Linked DNA regions of Homo sapiens: region 1 is linked to region 2. A link is a contact called in ENCODE Hi-C or POLR2A ChIA-PET data. All regions are on one chromosome and are shown on one strand. The core of a region is the stretch at or near the end of the contact, and the rest is flanking DNA. Distances in the headings are between cores, read along the strand shown.

Region 1 (4,740 bases), core at 448-2,947, 35 kb before region 2:
TGGCCAGGGCTGGATGGCTGGGAACTCATGCAAATGGGCAAATGCCCTGGAAGGAAGCAAGAAGGAAGACGGGACACCTTGGCAGCCCGCCCAGGCTCTGGGGCACTGTGGCTGCAAGAGCACGGCTGGCCCACCCTCCAAATGTGGCCCTGCCAAGGCATGGGGGGCCCTGCCCCAGCCACTGGTGCTCTTCCTGGAGCGGGTGGAGGGGCCACCCAGGCCAGGGAAGGGCTGACAGTGCTCGTAAGTGCCATCGTGAAAGTGGAGGCTGGACCGGCTAGAGCTGCTGTCTCACACTCGGGTCTCCACGCTCTCAGGTCCAGGACCCCAGAGAAGGCCACACACAGAGCCTCTCCTCAGAAAAAGTCAAGCCCCATATGCTTGCTTGTGTTTGTTGTTCTTTAGAGACAGGGTCTCACTCTGTTGCCCAGGCTGGAGTGCAGTGGTGCAATCACAGCTCACTGCAGCCTGGACCTCACTGGGCTCAGGTGATCGTCCTGCCTCAGCCTCTCAAGTAGCTGGGACCACACTTGGCTAACTTTTTTTTTTTTTTAATTTTTTGTAGAGACAGAGTCTCGCAATTTTGCCCAGGCTGGTCTCAAACTCCTGGCCTCAAGCTATTCTCCTGCCCCAGCCTCCCGAAGTGCTAGGATTACAGGCATGTGCCACCACACTTGGCTTTCCATATGTTATAAGTACATTTTCCAGGGAATTATGACCCCCTGAAGCCCAATCATGAACCCCAGGACAAAAATCCCAGCCCTGGTCGGACACAGTGGCTCACACCTGTAATCCCAGCACTTTGGGAAGCAGAGGCAAGTGGCTCACTTGAGGCCAGGAGTTCGGGACTAGCCTGGGCAACACAGCGAAATCCCATCACCACAAAACGCAAAAATTAGCTGAGCATGTTGGTGCACACCTGTAGTCCCAGCTACTTGGGAGGCTGAGGTGGGAGGATCGCTTGAGCCCGGGAGGTCAAAGTTGTAGTGAGCTGTGTCACGCCACTGCACTCCAGCCTGGGTAACACAGTGAAACCCTGTCTCAAAAAAAAAACAAAAAAACAAACCCTAACCCTATCCAACGAGAAGGAACAGGCAGCCACACTGAACCTCAAACAGGATCAAAACGTTTACTGAGAGGTTAATACGGATTTGCTGAAGAAAGACGTTGCAATCCATGTTGTTAAAACGTGTTAGCACCTATCAGTTTAAAAAACAAGATGCGATTTTCTCTGAATAGGAAACATGTCGGCCTGGTGCAGCTACCCCTCCCCCCGCCCCCGCGGCTTTTTATAAGTGGTTTGTAAGATCAGCCCTGTGGCCTGTGTGAACAGAAGCACATCCTCCGCTACGGAAAACAAGGCTGGGGCCCCGGCGGCTCCGCGTGGATGTGGGTCTGCTTCTGGCCTTGCAGACCTGCCATCTCGTGGTCCAGGGGCCCCCTCCCAGGACTGTTCCTTCTCTACTGTCCTCCACCTCGCAAAGGCAAATGTGGGGGCATCAGGGAAGGCCAGAGCCCAGCACTAAGCCCCGCTCCATATCCACTCCAGCACACATCCCAGGCGGCATCCGAGGGCCTGGAGTGGCCCTTCGCCCACAGCCGGCCAGGCAAACACGGGGAGGCCAGGGCCCTGCACCCCTCTAGCTCTGCAGCTTGACCTCAGGGAGCTCCCACAGGGGTCGTTACCCCAAATGGGTATCCACCACTGCACTGGAAAAGCAGCAACCAACAGAACCTGACCTCTGGCGCTCGGTTCCGCCCCCCAGTGGGTCTCCCCATAAAGCCCCGCCCCCCGGTGGGTCTCCCCATGAAGCCCCGCCCCCCGGTGGGTCTCCCCATAAAGCCCCGCCCCCCGGTGGGTCGCACCATGAAGCCCCGCCCCCCGGTGGGTCTCCCATGAAGCCCCGCCCCCCGGTGGGTCTCCCCATGAAGCCCCGCCCCCGGTGGGTCTCCCCATGAAGCCCCGCCCCCCGGTGGGTCTCCCATGAAGCCCCGCCCCCCGGTGGGTCTCCCGGTGGAGCTCGGCTCCTGCAGGTCCGCTCCGGAACCTGCTGACTCTCCTGCGATTCCTAAACTGGCAGCGATGCTCCAGAGCCTCTTCCGCCCCGACAGCAGCCCCACCTCTGCCCGGAGCCCGGGGCGCCTCCACTGCCTCTCCTCACACAGCTGCCCGCCGCGAGCTCCCCCTGCACCCTGCGCCTCGGGGTGGGCGTTCCAGGACTCCCCGAACCCTTGGGGCCGCCCCGCTCTGGGCTGCCTGTGCCCCACCCGCCTCACTGGTTGATCTCACCCACTTGAGATGCCCTCGCCAGGCCTTTTTTGGCAAATCTGCCTCCCTGTTCCCAGGCTGCCTTTTTCTATTATTTCCTCCCCAAGCAAATCCATCCACTCCACACCTGCTACCTGACAACGACCTGCCAGTGCTGAGCTCCAGGGTGGGCGCGGTGGGTGCAGACAGGTCGGCAGGCACAAGGACAGGGTTCTCCCTCCCGAGGCAGGGCGGGGGCGGGGGGGCGCAGAGGTGGCTGAGGGTTGGGGGCTCCAAGCAGAGCGAGCTGAGTTTGCCGAGGCCTGGCTGCCTTGGCGGCCAGCAGGTGAGCAGGGTGGGCCGAAGCCTCTGCAGGGGCCATGTGGCCCAGCCACACCCAGGAGGCCGGGGCAGAGCAGACAGGGGCCCGGGGCGGATCTCCCTGCCCTGCTGTCGTCCCCCCTGTGCAGAGTGGACCCGGTGTGGGGTCCGGGGCGGTCTGCGCCCTCATCAGGACCCGCCTGCCCGGACATCGTGGCCACGCGCAGCGCGCGGCACGCGGACCCTCCCCGCACTCACCAGCGTGTGGCGCTTCATGTGCTCGCGCCGCGTGAACTTCTTCCCGCAGATCTCGCAGGGGTAGGGCCGCTCTCCCGTGTGCGAGCGCATGTGTCGCTTGAGGATGCACTGGTGCATGGCCGAGAAGCTGCAGTACGGACACTTGAACTTCTTCCTGATCACCGTGAACTCATTCACTGAAAGAGAGGGACCCGCGAGGCGTCAGCAGGGCTTGGGATGTACCGCCCTGCGGCCCACAGACCACGGCTGCACGCCGCAGCCCAGCAGCCAGGACGGGCTGTCTCCCACGGCCACCCACTGGGGGCTGGTCAGCACTGCGACAGGCCAGGCTCCCCCACCATCTGCATAAATTGTCCCACCCACTGTCTGGCAGGGGCGGTGCCAGCAAGGCTGAGCCCCAGGGAGCTCAGGAGCCCCAGCTCTCAGGAGATCTTTCCATCCAGGCCAAAGGCAGGAGGCAAGGGGTAAGAACGGCCAATGCTGAACACAGTGCCCGGTCCCTGCAGGACCCTCCTTCCAGCCCTCAGACCCCACTGGGCATGTGTGGGTAGCAGGCCCTGGGCGTGGTGTCCGATCAGACGCCTCCCTGGAGGCAGAGAAGAAACAAACACTGTGGAGTAATACGGACCCAAAAGTGTGCAGGCGAAATGGGAGATGTGGGTGCAACTCAAAGTCCTGGGCTCTTCTTGCTGGACGCCGGAGAAGCAGCCAGACCCATTTAATCAAGTTCTTTTCCCCCAACCCTGAGACCCAACGTCACTCAGTGGCAGGAACTCCACACCACCATCTCCATGGTGCGTGCCCTGGGGCCAGGCTCAAAAACCTGGGGGACCCTCAGCACGCCCAGTGCCGTTATGCTACTCAGGCCCAGATACCAGCACGTCAGACCTGGGCATGGGCCACTGAGAGAGCCCGGAGCAGCCACGTCCACGGGACCCTACGGGAGACCCACCTGAAGCCCGGTGCACGCATGTGCCGAGGGCTGCTCACCCTGGGATTACCATGTACTTGCTGCTGTGCAGGACATCTTCCCCTCTGCATACTGTGACCACCTTTCAGTGCTGGGATTTTTAACTACACAGCTTTTGGATGTCTGAACACATCATAATTAATTAAACAGGCACTACTGCTGAACACGTTTCTGTGTTTTCACCCTTGTGGACCCTTCAGTGAGGCTCCTACAGATGGGTCTTTGCAGCCCTCTGCCACCTCCTGAAGATAAATTCTGACAAGTGGGATAAGCACCTGCCCTCCTGACCAGCAGTCCCCACTTGCCCTGCAGGGAGGGTCTACTGAGGCTCTGGGGGCTCCAGTGGACAGGCACACCCCCATGACAAGGATCTCCCAAAAGGCAGCTCTAACAGGAAACTCAGCATCTGCCAGGAGCGCTCATTTTGTGAGACTGGAGCATGTCTGTGTGGCCAAGACACAGAAAACCCCGGAGGCCCCGCCTGGCACGGCAGCACCTCTGACCAGCTGGCTGTGTTCGGACGCATGTCCCCGCCGCACATCCCCCGAGTGGCTCCTGACGAGGAAATCCCAAGCTCTTCCTGGCCTGTCCTCTGTCAGCCACACTGTGCCCCTGGCTCTCCTCCGTGAGTCAGTAACAAGAGACTTCTCCTTACCGCCACCGTCCCCCAGGCCACCCTTCTCACCCTGACAGCGCCTGGTTCTCGCATTATCACACCCAACAGAGCAAACGCTCCACACATTCTAGGCTAGAAAAGGAGAGCAAGGAAATGAGTTTTTCTATTAGTTTATTTAAAACAGCATTTTTTTTCTCTTTTTTTAAACAAGATGAGGTCTCGCCATGTTGCCCAGGCTGGTCTTGAACTCCTGGGCTCAAGCGATCCTCCCGCCTTGGCCTCCAAAAGTGATGGGGATTATAGGTGTGAGCCACTGTGCCTGGCCCA
Region 2 (4,505 bases), core at 1,075-3,574:
TTCGTGGAGAGAAAGAGGGAACACCAGAAGGGGACACAGCCACGGCCCCCTCCGCTCACCAGTTCCTGCTTTATCCCCAGCAAAGAGCTCTGGGGGCGGTGAGGAGCTGCTGTCAGCACAAGGGAGAGAAACCCTGAGACCCGCCGGAGGCAGGCCGGCCTGGTCCAAGAAGCAGCTCGAAGACCACCCTACCCTGAGAGCTGGGACCCTCACTCCCCTCCCGGAGCAGACAGGAGGCTTGCAGGCAGTGCTAGGCACCCGAGAGGCCATTGTCCCCCATCTGGAGCTCCCGCAGTTCTGATGTACGCTTAAAAATCCCAACATGTCAAGCTCCCACCTCACCAGGGTTCAAGTACACACTTCACAGAACACACAGATCCTCCTGTAGCAGCACCGCTTAGGCATGTGTGGGGCCATTTAGTTGGGGCACCTGGGCTGTTTCTTTACCATCTTCTCATGCAGTAGCTACACATCCACTTTGTCAAGGCCTCACCAGTCACCTCTCAGGTCCTTACTGTGCTCCCTCCGCAGATGAGAAGGAGACGCCAGGGCCTGGGGAGGCACGGGCCTGCCTGCCTGCCCCATAGCTGCAAACATGAATCTGAACATTTTAATGCTATTTCCCACAAGCTCTCATAGAAGTGAACTGCTGTAACTCAGAAATAAATTTCAAGGGATACTGTTTCTTGGAAGCTGCTCAGTTAGAATGAATTTGGCCTCCCTGCCTAGAAAATCACTCTTAAAAGCAAACAGGCCTCAGGGTCACCAGGGGCCGGGATGATGCACAGAGGGGTTGGGGCATCGGCGTCGAATGATCCACGGTGACCACTTGACATGTGTCCTTAGAAAAGAGACTTTGTGGCCGGGCGTGGTGGCTCACGCCTGTCATCCCAGCACTTTGGGAGGCCGAGGCAGGCGGATCACGAGGTCAAGAGATCGAGACCGTCCTGGCCAACATGGTGAAACCCCGTCTCTACTAAAAATACAAAAATTAGCCGGGCGTGGTGGTGGGCACCTGTAGTCCCAGCTACTCGGGAGGCTGAGGCAGGAGAATGATGTGAACCTGGGAGGTGGAGGTTGCGGTGAGCTGAGATTGCACCACTGCACTCCAGCCCGGCAACAGAGCGAGACTCAAAAAAAAAAAAAAAGAAAAGAAAAGAAAAAGAAAGAAGGAAAAGGGACTTTGTGGCCCGGCACACTGGCTCACGCCTGTAATCCCAGCACTTTGGGAGGCTGAGGCGGGCGGACCGCTTGAGGTCAGGAGTTCGAGACAAGCCTGGCCAATATGGTGAAACCCCGTCTCTACTAAAAATACAGAAATTAGCCGGGCGTGGTCACGGGAGCCTGTAATCCCAGCTACTCGGAGGCTGAGGCAGGAGAATCACTTGAACCCAGGAAGCGGAGGCTGCAGTGAGTCGAGATCACACCACCGCACTCCAGCCTGGGTGACAGTGACGCTCTGTCTCAAAAATAAAAAAAATTTAAAAAAGGGCCTTTGCTTCTATAAATGGGATGAAAATTAAAAATCCTCTTCTCTAAGATAGAATAAATCTTTAATGGAAACAAACTGACCTCCATGGGATCATGATCTACTTCCAAACCCCAAGCTTCCAAATCCCAGCCTGAGGGCTCAGACGGAGGACGCAGCTCAGGGAGTCACTGGCCGCCACAGCGTGGGCAGAACCATCCTCCATCCTCACACAGCTCACAGCCTTGTGTCCTCATCTTAGCAACTCGGAATAATCTAATGGAAGAGTTTCACAGTTGCCTTGGAAACCCAAGGGATTTAAGACTCTAACAAAAGTACACAGCCAAAATCACTTGTTGGATTCTAAAAACACCTTCTGCTCGACAACTGCATTTAAAGCATTCAGCCCACAGGCTTAAGGAGTGCACTATTTCTCAGTGCCTGCATCGACTCTCATAATACAAAGGCCTCCAGCACGGGCACCTGCCAGCGAGTTACGTGCACGCACAGGGAGGTGGCCTGGGACCACTGGGAGGGGCCTCGCTGTGCTGACAACGGACCCTGCAGCGCATCTGTAAACATCAGAATAAACCCCCCAAAGCCGTGTCTCTTGCCAGGGACCACTGCTTCTCAGATTTTAGTTGGAGCTAGTGGAAGATTATAAACAGTTACAAGCAGATGGAAAGGCCACTGGCCCTGACCTGCTGCCTGTACACTCTCCACACGCACAGCAGCACATAGAGAAACGATTTTCCCAACTGCTAATGTCTGGAGACATTTTTGGTTGTACCAACGGGGGATCCAAAGGCAGGTGCTCCTGGCATCTGTGGGTGGAGGCCACGGCTGCTGCTAACATCCTGCAGTACCCAGGACAGCCTCACGATGGAGCACAACTCAGCCCGAGGCTGAGTTAAACCAACTGCTGTTTTTTGTTTGTTTTGAGGTTTTTTGATTTGTTTTGTTTTGTTTTGAGACAGGGTCTCAACCCTGTCTCCAGGCTGGAGTGCAGTGGCGCGATCTCAGCTCACCGCAACCTCCGCCTCCCTGGTTCAAGAGATTCTCCTGCCTCAGCTTCCTGAGCAGCTGGGACTACAGGCGCGCACCACCACGCCCAGCTAACTTTTGTATATTTAGTAGAGACGGGGTTTCACCATGTTGGCCACGATGGTCTCGATCTCCTGACCTTGTGATCCGCCCGCCTTGGCCTCCCAAAGTGCTGGAATTACAGGCGTGAGCCACCCCGCCCGGCCTCGGATAACTTTTGTATTAGAAATGGGATTTCACTACTTTGCCCAGGATAGTCCCAAACTCCTGGCCTCAAGGGATCCTCATGCCTCGGCCTCCCAAATTGCCTCCAAAAGGGATTTTGGGCCTGAGCGACTGCACGTGGTCACCAACTTTTACTGAACATCCAGGGTCTGGCCGTAGCTCAGTGCAGGACGCACAGCAACAACAGATGAGAATGAATAAAATCTACATTGTGTCAAAGTAGAACAGCATTTACCCGCAGGTGGGGTAGAGGCAAGAGGAAGGTACTGTATGACGGATACAGTTTCCCTTTGGGATGATGGAAAAGTTGTGATCGCAGAACTTCATGCGCCACAGAAGGGCATTTTGGTCAGGGATGGACCACAGATAACCACTGTGGTCCCGTAGATTAGAACGCAGCCGGGAAATTCCTGTCACCTGGTGGCGTGACAGGAATAGCCATCGCCATCCTAGCCATCGCCATCCTAGCCATCGCCACATCCTAGCACAACTTTAAAAAATCAGTTTAGTGTAGGCCACGCCAAGTGTTTATAAAGTCTGCAGCAGTGCACAGTTCTGTCCTCAGCCTTCATGTTCCCTCAGCACTCGCTCACCCAGGGCAACCTGCAGTGCAGCAAGCTCTGTGCATGGCAGGGGCCCTACCCAGGCATGCCGTTATCTTGTATACCCTATTTTTACAGCACCCTTTCTATGTTTAGACACACAAACACTTCCCATGGTGCCACAGCTGCCTGCAGTGCTCAGCACCGTAACTAACACTGGCAGGTTTGTGCTGGGCCTATAACCGGCTGCACTTTCTAGTTTTGTGACGGGCGCTCCATGACGCTCCCAGAGCAACAGAATCGCCTAGCGATGCGTTTCTTGGAACCTATCCCTGTCATCAAGCAACGCGTGACTTTAATGCCAGTGAAATGTACATTTGAAAATGGTTAAAATGGTAAGGTTTACATTATGTATGTTCTACCACAATGATAAAAGTTAACGTATTATCGAGCTGTGTTCACTCCCGGCTCTCGCAGATCTCTCAGCGACGGAGAGGAGGGACCAGGGTCAGGAGAAGAGGCCACACCCGCCCTGCCCAGGAAGCCCTCCAGCCAGGGGGGCAGGCAGCGTCTCCCACTGCGCCACCCACACACGGCATCTGCGACATTTTTCAGGGCCTCCCACCCTGCGGCTTGCTGTCTTTCGTCCTCCTCTGTCCACTCACGCCCTCCCACGTTCATTTCCAGGCTTCATCCTGGAGGAACCTCCCCACGGGCAGCACCTGCTAGGACACCTCCATTTCTTCTTTCCTTTAATTAAGAGACAGGGTCTGGCTCTGTCGTCCAGGCTGGAGGGCAGCAGTGCAATCACGGCTCACTGCAGCCTGGACATCTTGGGCTCAAGCCATCCTCCCGCCTCAGCCTCCCAAGTAGCTGAAGTACAGGCACAGGCAACACCACACCCAACTCCAAATATCCTTCCTTGACTTGGGCCACAGCCTGGGGAAAAGAGCAGAGGCCAAATCCCCACAATTATTATTAATATCACATGCCCAGCACCATGAATGGTGGCCAGTATTCAGCAAACATTTAATTTATTATTTACAAATATGGAAGACACATAAGGGACAACCATTCAGGTGGTGACGTCCAGCTTCAACAGAGCTAAGCTCAGAGCCCCTTTGCAGTGAGTAATAGGCAGGACCCAAGGGGAGACCCTGTATCATGAGGTGTAAGAAAAAACATCAGCCAGGCGCGGTGGCTCACACCTGGAATCCCAGCACTTT

The links. A loop is a pair of places that touch in the nucleus more often than their neighbours do. ChIA-PET counts read pairs that join two places held with the same protein, here RNA polymerase II (POLR2A). Pooled maps may share reads with other maps.
Region 1: a map of CD8-positive, alpha-beta T cell shows a loop between it and region 2 (5-fold over the local background). The contact joins two enhancer-like sites. A Hi-C loop is called at or near these places in 5 of 168 maps with a recorded cell type or tissue (CD4-positive, alpha-beta T cell, CD8-positive, alpha-beta T cell, HepG2 and 1 more), 2 of 37 single-sample maps with no recorded cell type and 8 of 50 pooled maps. POLR2A ChIA-PET finds 5 or more read pairs at or near these places in 13 of 52 experiments (AG04450, CD4-positive, alpha-beta T cell, CD4-positive, alpha-beta memory T cell and 8 more).

Annotation. Positions count from the first base shown.
Region 1 is chr20:63,749,859-63,754,598 of GRCh38, forward strand. It overlaps ZBTB46 (zinc finger and BTB domain containing 46), which reads right to left. Exons shown (of 5, transcript NM_001369741.1): 4 at 2,828-3,003. Among named protein-coding and RNA genes, the nearest start is that of ZBTB46-AS2, 8.4 kb to the left of the region's middle. RefSeq lists enhancers at 1,933-2,883, 2,884-3,835, 3,836-4,740. Within about 2 kb of position 1,698, at least 4 of the 41 ENCODE cell types and tissues checked have a DNase peak (open chromatin) inside an H3K27ac peak, as active enhancers do.
Region 2 is chr20:63,784,092-63,788,596 of GRCh38, forward strand. All of the region lies in intron 2 of ZBTB46 (zinc finger and BTB domain containing 46), which reads right to left. Among named protein-coding and RNA genes, the nearest start is that of ZBTB46-AS1, 22 kb to the right of the region's middle. Within about 2 kb of position 2,325, at least 8 of the 41 ENCODE cell types and tissues checked have a DNase peak (open chromatin) inside an H3K27ac peak, as active enhancers do.